7 separate regions of the Mus musculus genome follow, and all the other regions are linked to region 1. The links are chromatin loops, found by intact Hi-C in ENCODE. Cell type or tissue: heart. All regions are shown on one strand.

The links. Hi-C counts contacts between places; a loop is a spot of excess contacts. Peaks named below come from ENCODE experiments on the same cell type or tissue, not always from the same donor. Only the 100,000 strongest peaks of a DNase experiment are listed, where the experiment ranks them.
Region 2: a loop joins it to region 1, with 2.5 times the contacts of the local background. A loop is called at or near these places in 5 of 42 quality-filtered maps.
Region 3: a loop joins it to region 1, with 3 times the contacts of the local background. A loop is called at or near these places in 4 of 42 quality-filtered maps.
Region 4: it touches region 1 in a loop (4-fold over the local background); 11 of 42 quality-filtered maps call a loop at or near these places.
Region 5: a loop joins it to region 1, with 2.9 times the contacts of the local background. A loop is called at or near these places in 6 of 42 quality-filtered maps.
Region 6: it touches region 1 in a loop (3-fold over the local background); 16 of 42 quality-filtered maps call a loop at or near these places.
Region 7: a loop joins it to region 1, with 2.6 times the contacts of the local background. A loop is called at or near these places in 17 of 42 quality-filtered maps.

Annotation. Positions count from the first base shown.
Region 1 is chr3:35,998,241-36,002,240 of GRCm38, forward strand. Mccc1 (methylcrotonoyl-Coenzyme A carboxylase 1 (alpha)) reads right to left here and starts at 2,438. Exons shown (of 19, transcript NM_023644.4): 1 at 2,241-2,438. The coding sequence starts at 2,317. Mccc1os (methylcrotonoyl-Coenzyme A carboxylase 1 (alpha), opposite strand) reads left to right here and starts at 1,673. Exons shown (of 3, transcript NR_029456.1): 1 at 1,673-2,471. In heart, no CTCF peak of the experiment used is centred here; a DNase peak (open chromatin) is centred at 2,421; H3K4me3 peaks cover 1,573 bases; H3K27ac peaks cover 1,427 bases.
Region 2 is chr3:36,142,700-36,146,699 of GRCm38, forward strand. No RefSeq gene overlaps it. Among named protein-coding and RNA genes, the nearest start is that of Zfp267, 6.4 kb to the right of the region's middle. In heart, no CTCF peak of the experiment used is centred here; no DNase peak of the experiment used is centred here.
Region 3 is chr3:35,752,397-35,756,396 of GRCm38, forward strand. Atp11b (ATPase, class VI, type 11B) reads left to right here and starts at 1,667. Exons shown (of 30, transcript NM_029570.4): 1 at 1,667-2,014. The coding sequence starts at 1,988. In heart, a CTCF peak has its summit at 2,132; DNase peaks (open chromatin) are centred at 1,675 and 2,245; H3K4me3 peaks cover 2,217 bases; H3K27ac peaks cover 1,571 bases.
Region 4 is chr3:35,930,799-35,934,798 of GRCm38, forward strand. It overlaps Dcun1d1 (DCN1, defective in cullin neddylation 1, domain containing 1 (S. cerevisiae)), which reads right to left and starts at 2,168. Exons shown (of 7, transcript NM_001205361.1): 1 at 1,987-2,168. The coding sequence starts at 1,989. Gm15952 (a long non-coding RNA gene) reads left to right here and starts at 2,280. Exons shown (of 4, transcript XR_880768.3): 1 at 2,280-2,369. In heart, no CTCF peak of the experiment used is centred here; DNase peaks (open chromatin) are centred at 1,303, 1,593 and 2,043; H3K4me3 peaks cover 3,322 bases; H3K27ac peaks cover 2,422 bases.
Region 5 is chr3:36,148,956-36,152,955 of GRCm38, forward strand. It overlaps Zfp267 (zinc finger protein 267), which reads left to right and starts at 2,125. Exons shown (of 4, transcript NM_001101478.1): 1 at 2,125-2,240. The coding sequence starts at 2,238. In heart, a CTCF peak has its summit at 2,312; a DNase peak (open chromatin) is centred at 2,066; H3K4me3 peaks cover 1,727 bases; H3K27ac peaks cover 1,741 bases.
Region 6 is chr3:36,064,452-36,068,451 of GRCm38, forward strand. It overlaps Acad9 (acyl-Coenzyme A dehydrogenase family, member 9), which reads left to right and starts at 1,528. Exons shown (of 18, transcript NM_172678.4): 1 at 1,528-1,819. The coding sequence starts at 1,658. In heart, no CTCF peak of the experiment used is centred here; a DNase peak (open chromatin) is centred at 1,590; H3K4me3 peaks cover 1,854 bases; H3K27ac peaks cover 1,279 bases.
Region 7 is chr3:36,058,697-36,062,696 of GRCm38, forward strand. No RefSeq gene overlaps it. Among named protein-coding and RNA genes, the nearest start is that of Acad9, 5.3 kb to the right of the region's middle. In heart, a CTCF peak has its summit at 1,596 (motif pointing left); no DNase peak of the experiment used is centred here; H3K27me3 peaks cover 730 bases.

The sequences.
Region 1 (4,000 bases):
TCCGAAGACAGCTGTAGTGTACTAATATAAACAAAAATAGATAAATCTTTAAGCCAGGCAGTGGGGGCGCACGCCTTTAATCCCAGCACTCTGGAGGCAGAGGCAAGCAGATTTCTGAGTTCGAGGCCAGCCTGGTCTACAGAGTGAGTTCTATGACAGCCAGGGCTATACAGAGAAATCCTGCTTCAAAAGACAAAAAAAAAAAAAAAAAAAAAAAAGAAAAAGAAAAAGAAAAAAAAAAGTAGGCTATGGCTAGTTATTCTGGTTACTCTTCAACATACACTTACCCATTGTCAGGTCGCTTGACATTGGGGTTACTCGATCTCTTTTTCATTAATACCCTCCCAATGAGAAAACTTATACAGCAAGGAATAAGCTTTACAAATAGATGAATTTGAGTTTTAGAGGACCACAAACATGCTAGCCAAGTGCTTAACCTACAGCTCCCATTCCATACGAGGCAATCTTGAAGATACTGCCCGGTTTTAAAGTATACAATTTTCCCAAACAAGACCACGGTTATATAGAGACTTATGAGCTTAGTTCCTTCATGAAGCATAAAGATCACAGGCTACATTAGATATTATATGACTGCAACAATATGCATATACCCTTTACATGCAACTATGCAACCAGCAGGACTAGTATCTCCCAAGGGTCATGTGAGGAACACCGGAGGCTTAGCATCCTGGGAGGCACACTTTCTCAGATGCTGTCACTCTGGAGCCAACTGGGAAAACATCCATCTTTGGCGGGAGAGCTCTGCTTGATGGCTTCTTCAGAGACTGGTGCTCTTACAAATCTTTCCAATTCAGCCCACCCCACATTCTTGCTCTTCAAGGAGGAAAACTTAACTTTCCTGGTCTTTTAAAGGAATTTTTCAGCTTGGAGCATTGTTTTCCCCTCTGACCTCTCCAGGTAAGTTAGGGTTTAAGGCTTTTCCAGTCCTGCCTAAGAAATCACAGCTTTGTCATGTATCCAACCTGGGACCACTGATAGCCTAAAATGTTTTTTTTTTTTTTTTTCCTCTCAGCTAGTGAAGACTGAGTCAGGCAGTCAGACACACTCCTTAAGTGCAATCCTTTATCTTGACAATGTTCTGATTTCTCTATCCCATTTTTCAAAGCTCTTTTTGCTACATCTCAAAACATTTAAACATGACGAGTAAATTGCCTGCCAGGAGATAATTCACCAATTAAGACAGCCGCTATTCTCATGGGTAGAGTCTGACTAATCAAATTCTTTTCTCTGAGGTATTAGAGGAATCATGGCTGGTAAAAAGAAAGAAAAAAGAAAAGGTAAAATTCTCATGCTGGTAAGAGTTTTAATTTTAAAAACTATTAGCAGGATGACAGCTATAACTAAGCCTTGAGAGGAGAATGACTCTGTGGTATTCTTGGGAACCTAAGGAAATTCACAGGAAGAAAAACAGCACTAATACAACTTTCACCATCTTTCTTATTTAAAATATAGGGTGAAGACCTACATTTTAGTATTCACCGAAAATCCAGGGCATCGACCACTGTTTGTTGAATGGACCATGATGTGTTTAAATTTTTATCCACGTGTTGATTTGGACATACGAGGGGGTTAGTATCGTCTTTATATTACCTCTGCTAGATACAAGTATCATCACCTCCAAGCAGAAGAAACTGAAGCACGGATATTAGGTAACTCGACCAAGGTCACAGGTAAGCTGGGAACCCAACCTTCTGCAGGCAGTTCTTGCCCTTGGGCCAGTACGTTTTTCAGAATGCGAGGAGGTGATGATTATGGTGAAGTAATCTATCTACATGACTTGGGGTTTTCACTGTTGTCAAAGCGTGGAGCTTCGTTTCCAAAAGGATCCGGGGTAGTCATCTGCCAGCTTTGTTCAAACTTGTGAACAAGAGCGTTCGACAAAACTCACCCCTCATTAATTTGACTCTTCCCAGCAATGGGAAAGGTCTCTAGAAATCCTTCTCTGAACTGCACTCAAAATGAGGGAGCTAAGCTGAAAGCGACTTTGGGAAAGGGGTCCTGGTGCAAGCCTCTAGCTACGTATGCCATCTTCGGTTGCAGCACCGTGCGGGGTGCCCAGATCAGAAACCAGCCAAGGTGGCAGAGTCTGTAGGAAGAGCCAAAGACTGAAGTGGGACAGCGCCTACCAAAACTACACACAGGCACTTAAAGGGCTGCTCTCACGTGACCCAGCGCCTCGCATCCGGGCCGCGCACGGACCGGCAGTACCCCTGAGTCACCTCGGCTGCAGCAGCAGGATCGGGACCCGTCGCAACTGGTTCCTGTCCACCGCAGCCAACAACGCCGCCGCCGCCATCTCCGCGCTGTTCTGCTGGATTCCAAAAGCTGCTTGGCTTATTCTTGAAAGCGTCCCTCCCTGCGCAAGCTTCTTGTCCCCGATCCGCCACCGTAGCTCCGAAGAGCAAGTAGGCGTCTCCGCAAGAGCCAATCACAAAACTGGGTGTTTCAAGGTACCGATTGGCTGATTGGACCATGTGCCTGGGGGGTGGGGAGTGAACTGTGAGGGGCTGGGCTCCATCTGGAGGGGCGGGGCCAGGTTTTTTTTTTTTTCTTTTTTTTTTTTTTTAGCACAGAGCATGAGAGGAAAATGCACAGCCCCTCAAACCACCACTCAAGCAAAATGCAAGCTTTCTCACTAAACATCAGGAAAAAGGGGCAGTGGAAACTGCGTGGCAGGAAACAAAGACACAGTAAAAGCTATGTGTAGGTATTTGATACAGCTGAGGCAGAGCTCATATGGGGGAGAAAAACACAGTAAGTGAAACAGCCAATCGAAGGGTTATAAGTGCAAAAACTAAATGGGACGTAGTGGCGCATATTTGCAATCCCAGAAGCTGAAGCAGAAGGATTGTAGTAAGTGACAGGATTGACTAGACAGTGAGTCCCAGGCCAGCCTGAGCAATACGTTGAGGCTGTCCCTCAAAAACCAAAATAAATAAGATATGAAAAACAAACATAAATGCAGAAGGAAAACAAATGTAAAGAGGAATAAATTAGTGAAATCAGAAAACTAACACCAAAGGACAAATAAATCCAGGAACTAAGAAAATAATTAGAAATAAGGGGACACAAGTGGAAGCAGGAACATCAGGAGTTCAAGCCCATCCTAACCTGCAGACCAAGTTCGAGACCAGTCTGGGCTAGTAGTCCTGCACCTGTCTTTAAAATCTAAGATGTTTTCTTGAAAGATTCGAACTTTTAGAAAGTCTGGATACAAATTGGCTTGCTTGTGTATTTTCGAGAAGGTTCCTACTTATCTGGCCCATTGGCCAGCAAAAGAGAACCCATCCCTCTGGAGTTCACCAGAAATGAATTCCTTCCTTCAGGAAGGATATCTTATATTGAGTAAGTTTAGACTTTTATCGGTAGAGTCATCACATAGTTTCAAAACGTCCCTGGGAGTACTTGCCACTGGCTTTGTTTGTGTGGCTGGATATCTTTTTTTCCTACAGAGTTATAAGAACTCTAGTTATAGAGGTTAATATTTCCTCAGGTTTTCATTTAGTTGTTTACTTTTACGCTGTTTCAGGTGTGAAGAGTTCCATATTAAAAAAAAAAAAAAAAAAAAAAAACCACACACTGTTTTCTGGGCGTGGGGAGAAATTGTTTTCATCTTGTACTTAAAATGAATGTAAGATATATATTTAAAACAGCAAAAAAGTGAACATGGCCTCCAAATAAGCAAGAAATAAAGAGGAAAAAAATCTCACATGACTTTTTTTTTTTTTCTTTTTGAGACACGGTCTCTCTATGTAGCCCTGACTGTCCTGGAACTCACTATGTAGACCAGGCTGACTTCTAACTCACAGAGTTTGAGAGCCTGCCTCTGCCTCCCAAGGGCTAGGACTGAATGTGTGCACCACCACACTGGTCTTGATTATATATATATATGTGTGTGTGTGTGTGTGTGTGTGTGTGTGTGTGTGTGTATATATGTGTGTGTGTGTATATATATATATATATATGTGTGTGTGTGTGT
Region 2 (4,000 bases), 140 kb after region 1:
ACAGAAGTTATGAAACAAGTGGATTTAACAGATATCTAGAGAACATTTACCCTAAAGCAAAAAGATATACCTTCTTCTCAGCACCTCATAGTACCTTCTCCAAAATTGACCATATAATCGGTCACAAAACAGGCCTCAACAGATACAGAAATATTGAAATTATCCCATGCATCATATCAGATCACCATGGACCAAGGCTGATCTTCAATAACAACACAAATAATAGAAAGCCAACATTCACGTGGAAGCTGAACAACACTTTACTCAATGATAACTTGGTCAAGGAAGAAATAAAGAGATTAAAGACTTTTTTAGAGTTTAATGAAAATGAAGCCACAACATACCCAAACTTATGGGACACAATGAAAGCAGTCCTAGGAGGAAAACTCATACCTCTGAGTGCCGCCAAAAAGAAACTAGAGAGAGCATACACTACCAGCTTGACAGCACACCTAAAAGCTCTAGAACAAAAGGAAGCAAATTCACCCAAGAGGAGTAGAAGTCAGGACAAAATCAAACTCGGGGCTGAAATTAACCAAGTAGAAACAGAAAGAACTGTACAAAGAATCAACCAAACCAGGAGCTGTTTTTTTGAGAAAATCAACAAGATAGATAAATCCTTAGCCAGACTAACTAGAGGGCACAAGGGCAGTATTCTAATTAACAAAATCAGAAATGAAAAGGGAGAAATAACAACAGAACCTGAGGAAATTCAAAGCAACATCAGATCCTACTACAAAAGGCTATACTCAACAAAACTGGGAAACCTGGATGAAATGAACAATTTTCTAGACAGATACCAGGTACCAAAGTTAAATCCAGATCAGATTAATGATCTAAACAGTCCTATATCCCCTAAAGAACTAGAAACAGTAGTTAATAGTCTCCGAACCAAAAATAGCCCAGGACCAGATGGGTTTAGTGCAGAGTTCTACCAGACCTTCAAAGAAGACCTAACTCCAATTCCCCTTAAACTATTTCACAAACTAGAAACAGAAGGTACTCTACCCAATTCATTCTATAAAGCCACAATTACTCTGATACCTAAACCACACAAAGACCCAACAAAGAAAGAGAACTTCAGACCAATTTCCCTTATGAATATTGATGCAAAAATACTCAATAAAATTCTCACAAACTGAATTCAAGAACAAAATAATCATCCATCATGATCAAGTGGGCTTCATCCCAGGGATGCAGGGATGGTTTTAATATGCAGAAATCTATCAACACAATCCACTATATAAACAAACTCAAAGACAAAAACCACATGATTATCTCTTTAGATGCTGAGAAAGCACTTGACAAAACCCAACACCCCTTCATGATAAAAGTCTTGGAAAGATCAGGAATTCAAGGCCCATACCTAAACATAGTAAAAGCAATATACAGCAAAACCAGTTGCCAACATCAAAGTAAATGGAGAGAAACTTCAAGCAATCCCACTAAATTCAGGGACTAGACAAGGCTGCCTACTTTCTCCCTATCTATTCAATATAGTACTTGAAGCCCTAGTCAGAGCAATTCGACAACAAAAGGAGATCAAGGGGATACAAATTGGAAAAGAAGAAGTCAAAATATCACTATTTGCAGATGATATGATAGTATATATAAGTGACCCTAAAAATTCCACCAGAGAACTCCTAAACCTGATAAACAGCTTCAGTGCAGTAGCTGTATATAAAATTAACTCAAACAAATCATTGACCTTTCTCTACACAAAGGATAAACATGCTGAGAAAGAAATTAGGGAAACAACACCCTTCACTAGTCACAAGGTAATATAAAATACCTTGGTGTGAGTCTAACTAAGGAAGTGAAAGATCTGTATGATTAGAACTTCAAGTCTCTGAAGAAAGAAATCAAAGAAGATCTCAGAAGATGGAAAGATCTCCCGTGCTCATGGATTGACAGAATTAATATAGTCAAAATGGCTATCCTGCCGAAAGCAATCTACAGATTCAATGCAATCCCTATCAAAATTCCAACTCAATTCTTCACTGACTTAGAAAGGGCAATTTGAAAATCCATCTGGAATAACAAAAAAACCTAGGATAGCAAAAACTATTCTCAACAATAAAGAATGTCTGGTGGAATTACCAGGCCTGACCTCAAGCTGTACTACAGAGCAATTGTGAAAAAAAAAACTGCATTGTACTGGTACAGCCACAGACAGGTAGATCAATGGAATAGAATTGAAGACCCAGAAATGAACCCACACACCTATGGTCATTTGATCTTTGACAAAGGAGCTAAAACCATCCAGTGGGAAAAAAGACAGCATTTTCAACAAATGGTGCTGGCTTAACTGGAGGTTAGCACGTAGAAGAAGGCAAATCAACCCAATCTTATCTCCTTGTGTTGTGTCCGGCCAGCAGACCACAACCTGGGTTCTAGCCTGGAAAGGCATTTTGGAAACCTGGAAGAGAAGAGGGGCTAGGTGGCGAGAGAAAGAGATGTAGCCAAGACAGTTATTCTGATCAAAGCTCAAATTCTATTGTTGCGACACTAGTTATGAAGGAAGGGGGAGGGGACCCGATTCCCGCGGAATAATCTCTGGTCCAGTAGAAAGGTGCTCGTGTGTGGCTCCGCAGGTTCCAGCAGTGGGCGTGGCAGAACGAATGAGCAGGAAGCTCCACCCCTGAGCAAGCAGGTTTCAGGCTGGGGGAGGGGAGACTACATCCTTGTACAAAGCTCAAGTCTAAGTGGATCAGAGAACTCCACATAAAACAAGAGACACTGAAACTTATAGAGGAGAAAGTGGGGAAAAGTCTTGAGCACATGGGCACACAGGAAAAATTCCTGAACAGAACAGCAATGGCTTGTGCTGTAAGATTGAGAATCAACAAATGGGACCTTATAAAATTGCTTCTGTAAGTGAAAAGACACTGTCAATAAGACAAAAAGGCCACGAACATATTGGGAAAAAATCTTTACCAATCCCAAATCTGATAGAGGACTAATATCCAATATATATAAAGAACTCAAGAAGTTGGACTCCAGATAATCAAATAAACCTATTATAAAATGAGATACAGAGCTAAACAAAGAATTCTCCACTGAGGAATACCGAATGGTTGAGAAGCACCTGAAAAAATGTTCAACATCCTTAATCATCAGGAAAATGCAAATCAAAACAACCCTGTGATTCCACTTCACACCAGTCAGAATGGCTAAGATCAAAAATTCAGGTGACAGCAGATGTTGGTGAGGATGTGGAGAAAGAGGAACAGTCCTCCATTGCTGGTGGGATTGCAAGCTAGTGCAACCACTCTGGAAATCAGTCTGGTGGTTCTTCAGAGACTTGGACATAATACTACTGGAAGATCCAGCAATACCTCTCCTGGGCATATATCCAGATGTTCCAACTTGTAATAAGGACACATGCTCCACTATGTTCATAGCAGCCTTATTTATAGTAGCCAGAAGCTGGAAAGAACCCAGATGTCCCTCATGATTCCTCAGAGGAATGGATACAGAAAATGTGGTACATTTACACAATGGAGTACTACTCAGCTATTAAAAACAATGAATTTATGAAACTCTTAGGCAATTGAATGGATCTGGAGGATATCATCCTGAGTGAGGTAACCCAATCACAAAAGAACTCACATGATATACGCTCACTGATAAGTGGATACTAGTCCAGAAGCTTAGAATACCCAAGATACAATTTTCAAGACACATGAAACTCAAGAAGAAGGAAGACCAAAGTGTGGATACTTCATTTCTCCATAGAATGGGGAACAAAATACCCATGGAAGGAGTTACAGAGGCAAAGTTTGGAGCTGAGACAGAAGGAAGGACCATCCAGAGACTGCCCCACCCAAGGATCCGTCCCATAAACAGCCACCAAACCCAGACACTGTTTGCATATGCCAGCAAGATTTTGCTGACAGGACCCTGATATACCTGTCTCGTGTGAGGCAATGCCAGTGCCTGGCAAATACAGAAGTGGATGTTCACAGTCATCTATTGGATGGAGCTCAGGGCCCCAAAT
Region 3 (4,000 bases), 250 kb before region 1:
CCCCCTGTCCACTTCCACCTTTAGAAATTTGGAAGCCAGTTCAATGATATGTAATGCATCCTCTAGGTTGCTGTTTTACAGGTTTTCTTGACAAATTTTGGTGGCATATAAATAAAACATTTCCAGGCCTACTTTGTAACCAAGTCACTGAGAAACGAGATGTGAGAAGTAAGTTTGTTTAGGAATATAGCTTAAGAACACAGGTTCTACTGTCCGATTATCCATAATCCAAATCACAGTTTTGCCGAATTATTTAACTTGAGCTTCTCCATCTGCACAATCGGGATAATACGTACTTCAGAGACCCAATTAGAGTATCGGGTAGAGCTTGACGCAGTGGGTTCTGGGACACTGCCTTAGAACGGAAGTAACATTTTGTTTTCTCTAAAAGCATTCCAGTAACTTTATGCTGGTGTCACAGAGTAAGGGTCGGGCATAAGAGCAAAACGAAGGTTCCTTTTTCTTTTTAAATATCTGTCCTAAATTTGGGTAATTTATAATATTAAAAAAAAATTATTGCAGGTCCCCCCCCCCCCCCCCCGAGACAGGGTTTCACTGTATAGCCCTGGCTGTCCTGGAACTCACTTTGTAGACCAGGCCGGTCTCGAACTCAGAAATCTGCCTGCCTGTGTCTCCCGAGTGCAGGGATTAAAAAGGGATTAAAGGGCTCCATTGCAGATTTTATAGGCCATAGATAACTGAAAGACTCTAATTGCAATGCTGGATTAACTAAGACATGACTACTGAAACCAAAAGACAGATTTGTCTAATCACCGTAGCTTAGATTTAGGTTTTTGCAGAATGTTACTTTTCAAATTACAAATGTCTGATGGTGACGTGTTTTAATTCAGGAAAAAGAGAGTACGACGAAGACGAACAGGTGGCTGCTTTTAGACAGTATAAACTTGTTCCAGTTGCTTGTATGGGCCTTCTTAAAAGTTATCCACACCCTTGTTAGAGAGGTCACGCTACTTTGGAGGTAGTTTTCATTGCATGCTTAGCAATTAGCTTTCCGAGGAAAGTCTCTCCCCTTAGCCTTTCCAGCTTAATTCATCAGGATAGGAACTCAGCAATAGCTCCAGAAATTGAGGTGCAGGCTGGACTCTCACAGAGAAATCTCAAACTTTCCCCAATATTAGTCCACTTTGGTTACTCGCTGAGTTATGTGTGAAGCAATTAAATGCCTTTGACAATTAAAAAAATTTTTTTTACCAAGTCTATAAGAATTTTGTACAATTTAGTTTGATCATAATCATCTCCCTCTCCAAATGTAAGTCTTTGATAATTTAATGGTCTGGGCACAGACCTTTTGGTCACATACATTTGCTGGTGTGGATCCGAATGTTGGGGTGGATGGGGGGGGGGGTTGGTGGGGGAGGGGGAAGATCTGTGACAGGGCAGAGCCAACTCCTCTTCGAGGAGTTGCTACAGCCTAGCCGGCCAAGATACAAAAACTCGAAAAAGGCCCACAGAGCCGGCGAGCCTGACAGCGCTCACGTTTTCGCGACAAACCGCCCCGGAAAGGGGCGGGCAAACCCGCGCGGAAACACGGAAGGGTGGGCCTCCGAGAGGTAAAGAAGCGGGCGGGTCCAGAGCAGGTGAGGGAGGGGCACAGGGCTTGGGGGCGGGACCATGGAGGGCGAGGGCGGGGCGGCGCCGTGGGGGCGGGCCCATGGCGGGCGAGGGCGGGGCGGCGCCGTGGGGGCGGCGGTGCTTCGGGTGACAACGGTCAGAGATGAAGGTGGCGGCGGCTCAGCGGGGAGTAGTGCTGCGCCGGGCGCGGTTGGCAGCCAGGCCGCGCCTGTAGGACCTCCGGGCCGGGGTGGCGGGATGGGGACCCGACTCGGGTAGAAAAGCGGGGACAGCAGAGAGCAGAACTTAAGCCCGAGGGGCTCGCCTGCTCCGGTCACACTCGGAGTCCTCTTCCACCTGCTGCCGCTCGGTCCCGCGTCCGGCGGGCCACGACGGCGTCGGCGACGGCGGGGGCATGTGGCGCTGGGTCCGGCAGCAGCTGGTAAGTGAGGGCTGGGTGGCGCGGCGGGGCGGCGAGGGCTAGGCCGCGGCGGGGGCGCGCGGCTCTCTCTCGGCCCGGGCTCCGCACAGCGCGGGGATGCACTGCAGCTTGCGGCCGCTGAGGGTCGCGAGCCGCGCGGGCCCCGAGGTGGCGGAGGTAGCGGCGCGGGGCGCGGGTCAGGCGGCTCCCCCGGACTCCGAACTAGGCTCGTGCGGGCTCCGGAGGAGGTCTGGGTCCTCCTCGGCCTCCCGGCGGAAGCTCGCCCTGGGCCTAGGAGGAAGGCGCGCCGGAAAGGTCTTCACCGCAGACCGGTGCAACTTCTCTGTGCATCTCTTGTGTGTCACCCACCCCTCAAGGCGGTTAGAACGCACGGGTTAGGAGCCAGTGGTTTAACTTTTGAACATTACTGTATTACCTGGAAAAAGAAAAAGAAAACCCTAGAGTGACTTAAGTGTCTAAAAAGCGTCACCTTTCTCAGAAATCATTCACAGACGAAAATCTCTCATGTCCCTTGGCACTTGCAGCCCAGAAAATAACAACGCCAAGGCGACAATGACAGTTAAGGCAGACATCACTTCAGTTCTAGGAATGCTAATCTATATGCTGTTTAATTTTGAAATTGTACCAATTGCAGTATTTTTTTTCTACGAGGTTTCAAGGCAGTGATAAATCTTAGAGAAACAGAAATGTCCTGTTTTGAGACCAAAATCTTCATTCTTTTTTCTTGTGGTAGAACAGTTTTTCAGGTGAAAACTAAAAAGTATGTATTTCAGTCAGTCTCCTGTTTATTTTACAGTAAGCATCATTCTTAAATAAAGAAATCTTATAAATAAAACTAGAACCGCCTGCCACTCCCTCATACAAATGGTAGGTCTTTATTTTTAGCTAACTGTTGCAAATTGAAGTATTCCAGCTTTATTGGGAATCCAAGCTAATGATGTCATTTAATCCACACTTGCTTTCTTGTGGCAAGCCAGTACAGTAAGGAAGTTAATTATTACAAATCTGATCTGCTTTTGACTTCTCAGGCGTCAAGTAAACAAAAGATTTAACACCTTTTTATCTGATGTTTTGGGTGAGAAAATAGTTTTTAAGGCTGTTTTTTCAAGCCTTTCCCAGTATGTTAAGACAGTCTCTCAGTGTGAGGTACTTTTTTGTTAGCTTGAATAAAATCTTTCTATGTGATCATTCCTATCTTCCAGATAGAAATCTGGTAATGTTGTGAGAAATGGCTTTATGTTTACGGCTGAAAGGGATAAACCAGAAGCTGTGTGGTCATTTTTAAGTCAGCTGTCTCATGGCCCTGACTAACAAGTTGAACAAGTTGCTTTCCATTTTAAAAAAAAAAAATACTATCTCTGATATTTAGTTGTCTGTCACTGGTTTTACTTTTAAGATAATCAAGTCTTTAAGAACTTGTGCCAGGGCTGGAGAGATGGCTCAGTGAGTTAAGAGCACTGACTCTTCCAGAGGTCCTGAGTTCAATTCCCAGCAATCACATGGTAGCTCACAGACCATCTGTAATGGGGTCTGATGCACTCTTCTGGTGTGTCTGAAGACAGCTACAGTGTACTCATCTAAATAAAAATAAATAAATCTTTAAAAAAACAAAAACAAAAACCCTTGTGCCAAAGCAGGACTTTGAATTGCTGACTAAGTTTGTGTAATCACTTAAATACAAATTAAGGACAGTGTGTACAAAGGAACGAAGTATGTTGTACTAGCTCAGTAATAAACAGCCTTTCTAGTTGCTACTCCAAGAATTCAGTTAAAAAATTCTATCTTGGATTATTCAAATTATACAAATTTTATATACAAATAATGCAAATTTTATTATTATTTTGCTCACTGGGTTTAGTCACCAGCATTATGTTAATTGTAAAATTCATAAAAGGGAAAATTTGGGTAAATCAATAAATCATAGGGACAGGTTGTTTTGGAAATGTTTTGGAACATTTCATATGAATCCTGGCTTTCAACCAATAA
Region 4 (4,000 bases), 67 kb before region 1:
CTTCTGGAGCCTCAATGTCTACTTCTGTAAAGGGGGAGGAAACATATCAAGTGATCTAAGACACTGTAGGTCTAAAGGCTTATGTAATTTATAAAAATCTAATAAATTACAGCATCTGCATATATCTTACACATTTAAAAAAATCATTGGAATCATAAAATTATTAAACATGGTAGAACTTTAGAAGTTAACAAACCCTGTCCTGACATCTAATAAATAAGGGGGAAAAACTCAGATGTTTTGAATACTTCTTAAAATACACTTGCCTATCAAGCATGAAACCCTGCCTAGGTTTGATCCCAGCCCTGGGCTATTTTTGGTCTCTGTGTGAGTATGAGAGGTAGGTAGCTTGTGGGGTTTTTTTCCCTCCCCCTTATAAAAATAAGTGAGATAATCTATTATTATGTCTTTCCTAAAACGGACAATAATTTGTGTTGTAGAAATTAGTTGTGGTACACATACCAAAAACAAAACTCCTAACAGTCTTACCAAACCATTTTATAACGTCTAGGAAAACAACTATAAATTTATAATGAAATATTTTTACTATAAGATTCTTATGGACCCATATTGACTTTCTAAACTAACAAGATCATACCTAGACTGTACATGTGACAGAAAATGAGTAAAGGCATAGAAAGTGCCTTAAGTTAAGGACATCTTAACAACCAGGAACCACAACCAGTACGATTGCATGACGTATGGCTAAGCTCCAAAATGAGCTGATTTAATATTAACCAAAGGAACAGAAGGCTACAAGTCCTAACCCTAGCTCTCACTGAAACGGCATGAATCCTATATTCCTAATGAGCACTGGCAGGCACTGGGTTCGAGGGCAGGTGTCTGATGTGGACTGTGGGAAACTGCATACATACTCGTGATGAATGTCCATCAGAGACGCGCACTCTATTATTTTAGCCTGCTGAAAGCACCCCAGTAAGAGAGTGGAAACTCTTGGGGGTTCAGGAGTAATATCCAAGGCCTGTTCAAATAATTAAAGGAGAACCTGCAAACTCTCTCTTGGGTCTCTGAACTTTTACTGTACTCTCAATCCAAACACTAACCGGAACTTCCTTACAAATATAAAGTTTTACGAACGTAAGCACAGAAGAGAAATCTTGACTCTGTTGGGACCTAAACACATAATCAACACATGACACCAAGGCTGGGGCCATATAAGTGTCACTGAGCGAAAATCAACCCCCCACGACTCAAGACTGGGCATACACCCTCCCCAAAGAAGCCTTTCAGCTCTCCGGAGCGAAGGACCTCATCACTTTTACTCTTCTCCCAGCAGCCAGCCGGGAACTTCAACAAGGTGTGACTGTATACTTCCAAACTGAAAAGCAGTGACCAGCAGCGCCAGGTACTTAATGACAAAGGACTCAGCTCACCACAGCGTCTTCCAGCTTCCGTGACTTTTTCTCACCCAAACAAAAACCAGGAGAGGAGCAACTTGACAAACTGTTTCTTAAGAATCACAAATGGTCCCTAACTGCTATAATAAAGCAATTACTCCTCCCACCCCAAGCACATAGAGCAGGCGCTCGGAAGGCAGCAGGTCTCGGGTCCCCCGGCTGCACTTCCGTCCGCAGCCCGGAGCCTCCCAGTCCCCTCGCAGGGACCGAGCCTCAGCCGAGCCGCCCCAACTCCCGGGCGCCTGGCGCCTGGCGCCAGCGCGGACCAGCAAGGCCGACGCCGGCTCGCCAGGGCCGCCAGCACCGAGGGGCCCGGCCGGGACCAGGCAGCGCCAGGCCCGCTGCCCAGGCGCCGCCTGGCCGCACAATGGGGCGCGGGCCGTCCCCCAACGCCTCCGCGCCCGGCCCCGCTCCGGCGACTAGGCCCCGCCGCGCTCCGCTGCCGGGCCCTCGCGTAGCGGCGGCGCCGGGGAGGGACGGGCCGAGCTGGGCGCCGGCTGAGCAGCGGTAGCGGAGCGCGGCGGGGCCGGGGGCCCGGGCCGGGCGGCACGGCGCCGCGGTTCCTCACCATGTTGGTGTCCTCCGGACCTCTCCCCTCCTCCTCCGGCTCCGCAGCGAATGGACGGCGGCGGCGGCGGCGGCGCCTCTCACGGGCTCGCCGGGCTCCCGCTCATGCGCAGTGCGGCGGCCCGCGGAGCGGCCGGGCCGCGGGAGGCGGAGGGCGCGGGCCCCGGGGTGGGCGGCCTGGCCTGCCGGCATCCGTGGCACGAGCGGCCGGGCGACCCGGCAGCCCGGGCTGCGGACACACGCTGAGACCCGCGCGGCGGGCGGCCGCGGGCACAGTGAGGACGAAGCGCCGGGGCCCTGCCTGCGCCCCCACTCAGGGCGCCCTCGTCACGGCCGCGTCCTGTCCTCCGTGCGCTCCTAATAGCTCCACGTCAGAGTTCCCAGGTAAGTTTTTGGAAGAATCCGGGAGACTATTGCGCCTAGAGCCACTGTCATGCCTGGTGGACGGGCCAAGCTTGACCTAGCCTGCCTGCTGAGCTGTGGGCCAGAAGACAAGTGTGTGCTGCAAGGAGAAGGAAATACAGTACTCCCTGCAGAGAGAGGAAATAAAACAAAGGTACGGCACATAGAAAAAGCTGTCCAAGATTGCCCAGGTTTATATATGTCATCCGCATCTTCATCACCAAACGTGGGTCTCCCTTTACCACCGGCAAATACCACCAGATCACCCCTAGAAGCTAACAATCTTAAAGTTTCTGTTAAAACAACTGTTGTCACTCCTCCTCGGAGCTTCCTGCTACTGCTTAGAACTAGCCACGTGGTGGGGGCTCCCAGAGCCCTGCAGAGGCAGATCTTTGGCACTGCAGACCTGTTGTCACCCATTCATTCTTTACACCATCAATGCGAGTGTGTGTGTGTACGCGCGCGCGCGTGTGCGTGTGTGTGCGCTGATGTGGCATCTTCTCGCCAGGCCCTAAGAAAATACCAAGTAGCAAGGGTGAAACTAGATCACACTTGTGGTTATTCTCTAGGAACTCAGCCTAGCAACTTAAAATATTAACGAAGAGGACTCAGTCTCTTGCTACACTTCATTAGACTATTGCAACAATAGCTTGTAGGTTTTCTTAAAGCTCTTTTTTTCCTAAGTGCCAACTCCAAGGGGTGATTCTTAGTTCCACTTGACCTCTTTCTCTCCTGAATTTGAACACGTCCTCCTAGAATTCCCATAATTTTTCATGACTTGATTTATTTATAGTCTCCCCTTCACTTACCATTCTTCTTTGCTAGCTAACTCTGGCTTTTCAGTGGTGGGCTTTCCAGAACCATCCCTGAATCTCTTCATATATTCCTTTTTCCTAGACCCTGCCCATATCCCAGTGAGTCCAAAATCTTATCTAAAGCTCGGCAGCGGCATGCCCTAAGCACAAATTCTGCTCATCCCACAGACCCCCCCAAAGCTCTACAAAGCCAAAATCTTATCCCTAAACCTGCATTCCCCTGCTTTTTCATCACATAAGCTAAATATCAGAACTGCCCATCTCCCTTAGTCTAAGCTCGCCGAGTTCATCATCTGAGTAAACCCGAATTCTTCCCCTGCCCTTTAATAGGGTTCATCTCTCATTGGGACCCTCCTTTCTCCATCCCCTTTTGAGATGGAGTTTCTTTATGTTGCCCAGGCTAACAGCCAACAGTGCGGCCTGGGATTGCAGGCAAGTATGTCTCCCACCCCATCTTCTCTGTACTTTTCCTTCTACACCAGAGGTGTCTGTCTGCAATGCAGACTGGAGGCTCTTCCTCAAAGTCTCCGAGAACTTTCCTAACGTGAGCCTGTCTGGAGTCATAGGCAGGTCTCTCCCTCATCTTTCCACTCCCTTTGTCATGACCCCCACTCAATGCAGCTCCTGTTTCGGTACCAAGCTTCCTGGTTTGGTCTTATTTTGTCCCTGACACACTAGGTCACAAGAGTGAGGATCCGCCATGTGTTGTACTAAGCCTCTAACACTCAAGCAAACTTCAGGTTGCAGCTACACCTATTTTGTAGGGAGCACTGACATACAGAGTGGGTAAGTAACATG
Region 5 (4,000 bases), 150 kb after region 1:
CATGTCTTCATTCTTCCTGTATCCCGAGACTTAGGCAACATGGTTTTTCTGTAGCTCCTATCAACAGGTGTCTCTGTTTCTGTACATTGCAACTGAGTTGGTCTCTTCCTGCTGTGGCTCACAAAACGTTGTGTCTATGAAATTATTAGTCTGATACCTAGGCTGAAAAGGTCTTTTTGTTTTTCTTTCCAGTCTTCCTCATCTCTCTGAGAACAAGTTTACACGGGAAGCTGAAAAGATGGGACATTATGAGAGCAGTAGGAGTAAAGTTGAGCCAGCTCACTCTCCGGGGCTGCACCATCCGGGGCTGTACCACCTTGACACCCATCAGCTGACCAGATCAGAAATAGTTCAACTGAACCTCAAGTGAGGAGCTGCCTTATCACCATCCGCTAAGTTTTAGTGTGGTTTGTTATTCAGAGATAGAAGATGAATGCACACTTACAGGCACGATACCATGACTTAATGATATTTTAATCCTAAGTTACCTGGCAAATAGTAGCTGCTATATATGCATTAGTTTACTTCCCCACTAATTAAAGTTGGATGATCTATTGCTAGATGGTGTTGAATTATACAGAAAAATTTGTAGACATGTGTGCATATGGTTGGGTAATTAAATTTGCACCATGTCTCACAAAAGAAAACCCGAATCTACAGCCTGACAATTAGGTCCAAGGCCAAACTAAAAAGGGGTGGTGGTGGTGGTGGTAATTTTTCTTATAATCTATTTAAATCACAGGGGGGCAAGGCCATGGAGGGATCAAGAGACAGGCTTCCCTCCTCATGTGCCCACCTTTGAACACTCCTGGTTGAAGTCCCCTGATCTGTTTTAGGACATGGTTACCCCCATTCACTGGGACCTAAAAGAAATATTGGCAGGAAACTGTGTTGCTTCACTTCTGACATAAATGGGAGAGATTCTCAGGTTCCCCTCACTTTCTTGAGGTCAGGAAAATTATAGCTCTCAGAAGAGGACTGTGACAGACGTGACCTGAAACCTGCTGAAGACCCGAATTTGGATGATTTAGTATAGTAACATATATATATATATATATATATATATATATATATATATATATATATATATATACACACACACACACACACACACACACATATATGTGTGTGTATACATATGTGTGCATGTATGTATATGTGTATATGTATGTATGTATGTATGTATACATATATGTATATGTGTGTGTGTGTGTGTGTGTAACCAATTCCACATATGATGATATGTTTGGATATACTGGGTTTTATTACAATCACTGTTTTAACTTTAATATGAACAGTAGAAAATTTTAAATTAAGTAAGTGTCTTAGTCAGGGTTTCTATTCCTGCACAAACATCATGACCAAGAAGCAAGTTGGGGAGGAAAGGGTTTATTAGGCTTACACTTCCATACTGCTGTTCATCATCAAAGGAAGTCAGGACTGGAACTCAAGCAGGTCAGGGAGCAGGAGCTGATGCAGAGGCCATGGAGGGATGTTCTTTACTGGCATGCTTTGCTAGCTTGCTCAGCTTGCTTTCTTATAGAACCCAAGACTACCAGCCCAGAGATGGTCCCACCTACAAGGGGCCTTTCCCCCTTGATCACTAATTGAGAAAATGCCTTACAGTTGGATCTCATGGAGGCATTTCCTCAACTGAAGCTCCTTTCTCTATTGTAACCCCAACTGTGTCAAGTTGACACAAAACTAGCCAGTACAGTAACACTTGAGTATTACTCCCCCTTTCTATATTCAATATTGCTGATTCAGGAGATTTTTTTCCCCTTTTAAAATTTGAAATTCAAGGACAGAGCTCAGGGGGAAATGGTGCCAAAGCTCTTCTCTATTGCGAATAATATACATATATATGATTCATAAATTGGTCTGACTTTATATACAATAGTAAATGGGAATGATTCCTCTAGGGTCAGCTTTACTACAACTGTACCAAAAACTTGTCATTTCAGCCCATAGGGTAGTGCTGGGGCCTGATGGGGCGGGACCGGAAAGTCATCCAATCAGCAGCACGATGGTGAGAACTTCGAATCAGACGTTTAGACAGGGTAGAGGGGGCGGGCCTTCATGCTGTGTTTCTGAAGTCCAGGATCTTGGAATCCTCCTCAGGCTGGGTCTCTTCCGGTGTAGACTGTAGCTCAGCCCTGCGGCATCCGTTTGCCCTGCGTCTGTAGGGTGCCGGGCCATCCACCGGGAGGACGCGGACTCCGCGTAGTCAAGCCACAATGGTGAGTGTGCATGGTGTCCTGAGACTGGAGGGAGGCTGTGTAGAGCCGGTGGGAATCGGCTGCGGCCAGTGCTCGATGTGGGAGGACGGTGAGCACTGCTGAAGCCTGCTGGTGAGTGTGTGCGTGGCGCGGCGAGGCTGGAGGGCTGCGGGGAGCCGAGGGGGAGCCGGCGACTGCATGGGGGGCGACGGCGGCCCCGCCTTCCTGCGGCCGGCCCTTGGGATCGGCCGGCTTGAGGTCCCCCTTGGTGGGCCATGCGTCACCGCGCAGCCTGAGCTGGAGATCCCCGGTACCCGGCCGCGCCCCCGAGCTAGCCGGTGCAGTGAAGGCCCAGGGTCAGACCCTGCTGCCCTGGAGTCCTCAGAGGCTCCAGCCTAGTAGCCCGGATTGTGCGGCGATAACCTGCAAGCGTAGGGCTCCCGCAGGGAAAGTGTTCAGTGAGGTGTCCTGTCCCTCCTCCCGAGCAGTCTAGATAAACGCGAAGCAGAATCTCCTATCCAGATGACTGCTCTTCCCCTGTCCTCGCTTCTCCTCTGGTTGGAGGAAGATTCCTAAATTTCCATCTCCTGACCGCATTCCCAAATGCCCATTTAAAAAATAATATTAACACCCATTTCCCACGCAGCATTTCAAATAGACATACATTTTGCTTGATTGGTTTTTTTCCCCACTCCACACACTGGGCGACATTTTAAAAAGGATTTACCCTATGGATATTTAACATAAAATCACTTGATTTTTTATTAAAACACACACACACAATGCCTCTCATTTTGTCATCCTTAGACACAGGAACCCCAATCAGAATGCTTTGGGGTTGTACTTGCCTTTTGGAGATTTTCCATAGTGATGGGTCTATCTTCATCTGACTCTACTTGGCCCTTTCCTTGCCCGGGTTTCAGAGATGCCAACACCAGCTGCCTTGTCTCCAGTGTCTAGGAGCATCCAATGATGTCAGTGTCTGGGCTGATCGTCCCAGCAGCCTGGGGTGTGAGGCTAGACCGCATTGGGACGCTGCTGGATGTCTTGGTGTTCTCCCATCTGAAACGCACTTGAGCTATCTCAGCCTTTTGATCAATATTCTGCCAGTTGTACTTAGCATGCAGGAGGCCTTCTGGTTGCTTAATTAAATCCTTGCTGCAAGTTTGTAAGAATGAATCCAGACTGCCAAGTAGTCATGGGAGAAGTGTTCTGTAAACCAGTTCTGGGCTTTCCCGCCTTGCTCTGCATCCCTTGTAGGGACGGAAGGTGACAGGGCTCATGGGCCTGCTTGTCCCCTTGTTTAGACTCACTAGCCTTTCTTGCTTCCTTGTTCTGTTGTTATTGTCTCTTTTTCATTTGTTTATTTATCTTCTGAGCTGGATAGGTGCATGCCAGCCATGGGATCCTGTGGGGTGAGAGGATTCTGGTCGTCTGTCCATAAAGGGAATCCCAGGGACCAAACTTAGGTTGACAGTTGTGGCAGCCAGTGCCTTTAACCCACTGAGGCGGTTCCTGAGAGCAGCCATTGGGGAAAAAAAAGTTCTTAAGGGATTAGTAAAAAGGCCTTTTCTTTTTAGCCTGGAAATAAGTCTTGTGAGTTTTCCTTTCTCAGCATGAAGCCGGTCTGCAAGGTAAACCTGGCTGTGGGTTGGCCTTTCTCAGCAGGAGACCCCCGGTAGCTCTAAGCTAGCAAAGAAAGGCCTAATTTTTAAATGTGAAACCACACCATGCTGGCAGGTAATTGGGCCTCAACCTCTACCCAGAAGCCTTTTTTTTTA
Region 6 (4,000 bases), 66 kb after region 1:
AGATAGATATTTTTTAAGAGGCAGTCTACTAAGATTCAGACTAAGTTAGGGCAAGTAGTTCCTTGGCTCCCATGACTAAAAGGTGGCCTCAATAGCCTGTGAGACACTGACTCAACTGATGCCATCTTAGAGACACCATTTTGACCTTAGAACTCAGTACATAGGCAACAACAATCTGCCAAAACCCTAACCTGCCAAAATAGGAACAAAGACCTAATTCATCAAAGACCTAGTTTATAGTGCCAGGACCTGGGAAAGTCCCTAAACATATTAACCTTGCTTTTTGGCTTCTGTAGTTTCACTTCTCGCTAACTGTTCTTACTTGCTTTTTGTGCATAAAAGGAAAAGAATAGTGAGGCTCTGGGCTACATAGTTTGGGAAGTTCCTTATGCAGTCCCCAGTGGGGCATAAATGCTTTCTATTGGTGTTAAAACTGCATGTATTTTCTGAAGGAGTCATCTTGTAACAGTTGATGCCACACTGGTTCCCTCAGGACAACCTGCCTAGAAATAAAGACAACAGACATATGAATAAACCCTGATGTGAGAGCTGGACCAGTTGGACCAGGCCCTGCCTTGGCTTACTTCCTCAACATAAGATTCATTTTAAAAAAAACAAACAAGGGCTGGAAAGATGGCTCAGCGGTTAAGAGCATTGACTGCTCTTCCAGAGGCCTTGAGTTCAATTCTCAGCAACCACATGGTGGCTCACAACCATCTGTAATGGGATTCATTGCCCTCTTCTGGTGTGTCTGTAGACAGCAATGGTATACTCACATACATAAAATAAATAAATCATAAAAAGAAACAAACAAACAAACATGGTGTTTATAGTTTCATAGGGTAGGTCACCGAGCCAAGGGAAATGCCTTGCCCTGGGAGTGGTGAAGAAAGCAAGTGTCTGAAGACTGTGGCCAATAGGGGCCAGACTAGGGGGGTGCACAACACAGGGAGTGGTAGATTCAAGAAAGGAGGAAACAGCATGCTCTTAGTGCTTCATGCAGTCTCCCATACAAAATGATACCACGCCACTCACATATTTAAGAGAATTAGGCAGAAGTGGGTTAGTAAAATAGGTCCCTTGTCATTTTGTTATACCCATTTAGCAATATTCTAAGTCCTACATTAAGTGAGATGAGAATAACAAAAGTTGTACTTCTAGGTTTATTTGATGAAATCTAATCTGCTCTTTAGAGGATGTGCTGAGAATAGCACACAGGCACAAGAGCTGTGTTTGGGAGCCTGGGTGGTAGTTTTGCAGCTTGACTTTTGAGTATTTTCGTTTTCTTACTGGCAAAAGTATAACAAGAAAGAACACACACACACACACACACACACACACACACACACACACACACACACACTTACTTCCTAGCCTGTTCGGATGAATTTTAAAAAACTACAATTTCTAAATTACATACTCAGACATTACATACAGCAATGCTTGGCGTAGGAGACATTTATTAAACATATTCTGGAACGACCTGTCCAATAGCCTCGCTCAAGGCGGCGCAGCCCTTGCGTCATCAGGAAGTGCGAGCTAGCTTCCGGTTGCAGCGGTGCAGGGTGAGACTTTGGATGCCCGGACGCGGGTGATTGGCGTCATTGGGAGGAGCGGCGGGGCTTCCAGCGACTTGAAGTCTGAAGTCAGGAGCAGCATGTCTGGCTGTGTGCTGCTCTCGCGTGGGGCGACTGCGGCGGCGGCTGCGGCGCGAGCTTCCCGGGTGCTGAGGGAATTCACGGCGAGGCGCCGCCCGCTGCACACCAGCCTGCAGAGCTGCTCGTTCGCCAAGGAGCTCTTCCTGGGCAACATCGAGCAGGTAGGAGGCGAGGCCGGACTGCCCGTGTCCTCTGCTCCCACCTTTCATTCTGGCCAGAGTTGCATGGAACGTTATCCGAGCCCGTAGAAGCCAAACATCCGAGAGGCTGGGCTCGGCGATGTGGCTTAAGTCGTGTCACAGTGGTTTTTGTTTTGGGGCAGGGTCTCATTCAGTAGTAGCCCAGGCTGTCTTTGGACTCGCTCTGTAGCTAGGCATGCCTTGAATACGTGGTCCTCTTGCCTCGGTCCTCAGAGTTGCCCATCCAGCTATTTCTTGTCTTGGAAGTTTGTCTCGTATTGTCTGACTTTATTAAAGTAGAAGTCAACACTTGGGCTGAGTGGCTGCCCTGGTGCAACGTTCAAAGCTAGAACTTTGAAGTGTGGGGACCCTTTTGCCCACATTCTGGCGCAGAGGGTGCCGAGGGACTTGGATTCTTGTGCTTTTCCAAGGCAGGAGGAAGAGCGCAGCCATCATGTATCCCCTTCAGTCTTTAAATCTACCCTTCATCACCCGTGAGCTTTGCTGCCAGTTTTCCATTTCTGTATTTAGTGAGAGTCCCAGTGGTCAGCTCTCCTCCAGATGGTATCTACTTTCTATACTGTTGTGAGCTGTATACCCCTAGCAAAGGCTGGCCTGGTGATTAGAACTCAGCTTTCTCACTATTCAAGGATAATTCTGCATCTTGGACCTGTGCCCTCAGGCTTTGGCCCAGTGGCCAGTGGTTTTCTCCACATTGCTCACTTCTCATTCCCATTCCTACCCCACCCACCATTAGTAACTAATGCAGATATGTACTTAATGTTTGTTCTGAATGCATGTTAGGCCTCAGGTTTCTGAAAAAAAAATTCTTTTCTTTGTATCTCTTTTGTTAGTTCCTTGGTTTCTCAACCTGTAGACCTTGGCCAGTGTCTCTGGTAGCCCAGTTGAAGTCAGAGGCAGTGTCGTTGTTGTTTGTGTTGTTTTGTTCTTCTTCTTTTTAATGTGGAGGTGGCAGGTGTATTGATTGCTTGCTTTTGAGACAGTCTCACTGAGACTTTCTGCCTCTGCCTTCCTTCATGAGAGCTAGATTGAAATTGTATGCCACACCTAGCAATGCTGAATTTTTCTAAAGTTTAAGCCTGTGGGCCTCTCTTTTTATTATGGTCAGCCCCTTGATGACCTAATTCAGTGCCCTAGCTTTAAATGACAACTCTATTCTTACGACTCAGATTTATTTTTTCAACTTGAGTTCTTCCCCTAACTCCAGACTTAGTCTACCTTTCTGCTCTATATCTCCTCTTAGATGTCTAATAAGCATCTTTAATAAGCATATATGATAACCTCTCCTGGATCCCACCCAGTTCTGCTTCTCCCAACAGCCCGTTTACAATAGATAATGGCTACTCTGTGATTCAACTTTTTCAATACATTCTCCAGTGACACCTTTGATTCGTCTTGTTCTCATTGAATCCTATAGTAAGTAAATCTTTGTTTATCTTCAAGTTACATTCATATCTGACCACTTCTAACTTCACTGCTACTTCCTGGATTGAGCAAACACCAGCTCTCGGAGCATTTCTGGGCCTTGACTAGGACAATGGCAGTGGTACTTAAGCGTCTGAGGGTAGAGAGTAGCCGAGTTATCCATGCCAGTGGCTGACATATACACTTACTTGGACCCGAGTCTGTCCCAGGGGCAAGTGGGAGGATGAATGGGTGAGGCTTGTGTGGCACTGGCAGACTTAGTTACAGCCCCTGGCTTATATAATTGGCTTCTGCAGTAGGATTACCTGAATAACAGGTTCTTTTGCTTTATCAGCTTAAAAGATGCTAATTGTTATTTCACTCCTCACCCACACGGCGCCTCATTCAGTTTTTGTCACTTTTAACTAGAGGATATTTTCCTTCTAGCCTCCAGTATCCACCCCCCCCCCCTGATATTTTTTGTTTTAGGTTTTTGGGTTTTGTTCTGTTTTGGAAGATTGTATTTGAGTTGTTGTTTTTGAGACTGGGTCGTGATGTGTAGTCTTGGCTGGCATGGAGCGTGCTATGTAGACCAGGCTGGCTTGAACTCACAGGAGTCCACTGGCCTCTGCCTTCCAAGTGCTGGGATTAAAGGTGTGCCTCATTGTGCCTGGACTCCTGAAGTCTTTACCCTTTTAAGTATGTCTGAATACCAGTTATTTGCCAGGTTGCCTGTTT
Region 7 (4,000 bases), 60 kb after region 1:
CTCTTTAAAGGCCTCTACCTGTTTGGTTGCATTTTCCCATATTTCTTTAAGGGATTTATTCATTTCCCCTTTGAAGGTCTCTATCATCTTTATAAGATTGGATTTAAGGTCATTTTCTTGTGCTTTGTTTATGTTAGGATATCCAGGGCTTGCTGTAGTAGAGTAGCTGAACTCTGAAGGTCTCATCTTGCCCTAGCTTTTCTTGATTGTGTTCTTTCTAGGGCCTTTAGCCATCTGGATGACTTTGGTCCTTGGATATTGGTGTTGGAGTAAGTATTGGGAAGGAGTTAACCTCAATTGTCCTGGTGTGGAGGGCCTCTGATGTGCATCCTTACCTTATATGGTTCCAGAGCGGCAGGTCTGTATGGTTGAGAATCCACAGCTCTGATGAAGGTGGCCAGATGGAGGATGACAATGGAGGTCCAGCAGGGATACCAGACTGCTCAGAGCCTCTTTCTGATATTTTAATTGAGGCACTTGGATCTGTATATTTTCCTCCTAGGATTGCTTTTAATATTTACCAGTGGTTATGTTGTGTTATATTTTCACTTTCATTTAGTTTTAGGAATTTTAAATTTCCTTTATTTATTTTTCTCTTGACTCAATAATGAACAGTTTAATCTTCATGAGTTTGTGCACTCCCTAGAGCTTTGTTTTCTGTTGGCTTTAAGTTTTATTGCATTATGCTGAGATAGGAAAGAAAATTATTTAAAATCTTCTGGATTTTTAAAAGATCGGCTTTGTGTCCCAGGATGTGGTTTGTTTCAGAGAAGCTCTTCATGGGCTCCTGTGGAGAATCTGAGTGAAATATTCTGTACACATCTGGCTCGAATTCTCCTGTGGGGTTTTATCAATGAGCCAGGTGGAGCTATCTGAGTCCCTTTAACTACAAAGATGGTGAAATGAATTTTGTCACTGGTATCATGAGAGAGATCCATGCTTCTCCCAAGAAGCACGACGAGTCCCATCTCTGCTCTGTGTAGCAGCGTATGCTCCTGCACGAAATTCCAGCTTGAACAGAATGGCAGAATTGGTTATTATCCTTAAGGTTGAGAATGAATGCTAGACTCAAACATTTGATTCCATGAATGTGTACTGGACTCAGTCAATGTCTGTTGATAAACTTTATATTACAGTTTTAAATAATTAGGTCCTCATGGAAGCCATTATTCGTACAGGAACTGATGTTTCCGTTAGTAGAAACCTTAAACAAGGTCCTAAACCCTAAGCCTATCCCTAAACACCTTATCCTAAGCCTAACTCTAAAACCCCCCTAACCCATGTCTAATCCAAACTGCAAACCAAGCCCTAATTTTAACCTAACTTTATCCCTCTAGCATTCTAACTGCAACCCTCTAGCCTTTAAAAGTAACCCAGACCTCACTTAGTCTACCTGAACCTAACCTCAACCCTCTAACTCCTATTCTGGGTAGGGGCCAAGGCAACTGGAAAGCCAAAGCCAGCGATTGACCTCAGGAGCCTGGTCACAAAAACTTACACCTGTCAACTGTAACTTTACAAAGTAAAAAGCTAACTGGCAGGTATACTTCTGCCCGGAAAAATCCCACTTCCTTTGCTTGCTGGCGCCACCGTGTGGTTTTAGAGTATCAAATGAAACTGCAAACTGGACTCAGGAATGGAGCCTGTCAGGAGCTAGCCTGGCTTCAGTCCACTAGTGACATTTCTCTTCCATTCTTGTCAGTATCTCAGTACTGATTATAGAAAGATTCCAGCAATAGAGGAAAGCAGATGGGTTGCTGTGTCAGACACCAACCTAGTCTACACAGTGAGCCACAAGCCAGCCAGGGCTACATTGCGAGACTGTCTAAAAACAAAACCAAAAACTCTGTTGAGGATTTCTGTAAAGGATCCGTCATTCTCTTCCCAGGCTGTTTTATGTGTTGCTCAATAAATGCAGAACAAAGCACTTTTTAGGGGCAGGTAGATTCACACACATACAGAAACACAAAACAGACACAGGAAATAGAGACAGATCTGATCAGGCACACACAACAGACAGACCGCAGACAATACAGTAACACAGACAGACCCAGGGAGAGAAGTGGAGAATTTAAATTTAGTCTCACTTTTTGTCAAACTAATCCAAACTAGAAAGTCACTTAATTTATATTCGTTAAATACATCTGACACATTTTGGTGCCTTCTCTGTGGTTATTGTTAGTAGGTTAACCGATGCATTGTAATATTAACATGAGATCTTGGAATTAAAAGAAGTTATACTTGATAATGATATGCTTGTATTAAGTTGAGAAGGAGTCAATTAATTCTTGCTAGTTTGCCAACTTGACACAACCCAGGATCACTTTGGAAGAGGTAACTCCAGTAGAGAAAAATCCCTCCATCAGACTGGCCTGTAGGCAAGTCTGTGGGGGAACCTTATTAATGATGGGTGCAGACCTTCCAGCCCACTGGGAAAGGTGGTACCATGGTCTGCTGAAGTTCCTGCCTTGGCTTCACTCGGTGATAGACAGTGATTAGGGCCATATAACAAATAAGTCCTTTGCCCTCATGTTACATTTCTATCAGTGTTTTGTCACAGCAACAGAAATCCACTAAGAAAGTGATGATCAATAATCTGTAATTGCTTCTGTACTGATTGTGGGTAGAGTCTCCGCTTAAGAAGGTCCACAGAATTTCCTATTTCATCTATTGAATGAAGATGAAGCTTCATATTTCCAGTCATGGGAGTTAGCTGGAATTCCTGTGTCACTGGGGAGTTTGAAACCGTTAGATCACCAAGAAGACATGAATCTTACAAGATTAAAATGCAAGGTTTAAGCAAGAGTAATATTTTTGTGTCATTCAGTGACCACAGAAAGGATGAGAGTGAGGAAAGCCATGGCCTTGCTTATTTTAGGAGAATCATCCCTCATGGGTACAATCACTTGGAAAGTGTTCTTTTTAGAATCATATTGAGTACGATATATTAAGAATGTGGCTTAAAGGTGCTGAAGGAAGCATTCAATAATTAGGAAGTCTGGCTGCTCTTGCAGAGGACTCAAGTTCAATTCCCAGCACCTACATGGTGTCTCTCAACTGTTTAAAACTCCAGTTCTTGGGGATTTGATGCTCTCTTCTGTCTTGAGTGGGCATCAGGTATGTACATGGTGCATAGACATACATTCAGGCAAAAACACTCATGCACAGAAAATAAAATAAAATAAAATAAAATAAAATAAAATAACTCGATAAAAAATAATTTAAAAAGGGAATTTGGTGAAGAAATATAATAAAAGAAAGACAATCTTATAAGAAAACCAGGGTTGAAGTGAGGCTATAGTTAATGATAGATTCAGATAAACTATCTAAATAGAGTGGGTTTTTTTAAAATTATAGCTGGAGTGGCTCTGATATTTTATCAAGTATGTCAGCAGCTCATACACAGGATTTAATGGGAAATCATGTTTAAGGCTGAATTTTTGTCTGTTTCCTTTAAATTCTACTTTAGTTTTGTGGTATGTCAATCATTTTAATTTAGGATTACTTATGACAATGCAGACTGCCAAAATGAACCCTACCCCAACCCTGACCCATTACGGTCGGTTAGCACTTGGATTTAGAAGGAGTCCCTGTATCTTTTATTCTTTTTCATTTTTATATCAGTAATTTCATATGTTGAGAATGAGTCAGAGGTCTAGCTTGACCATGACTTCATCTGTGTACTGACCCTTTTCTTTGCAAATACAGACTGGTTAGAAACCACAGAATGGGGTCTCCTTGGCTCTCTGAACAATAGGACAGGTGACTTACCAGACATATAAGACATTTTGATAAAACAAACAAACCAACCAACGCATAGTCCCATGGGAGCTGGATGATCACGGAAGTAAACATGTTTGACTGCCCTCTTTTTCTGTCCCTCTGACCACATTGATACAGGAGTCAAAGTATGGCTATTGAACACCCAGAAGTTCAGTTGCACAAGTACTAAAGAATAAATCATGCTTTAAAGTCACTGAAGGAACTGGAGAGGTGGCTC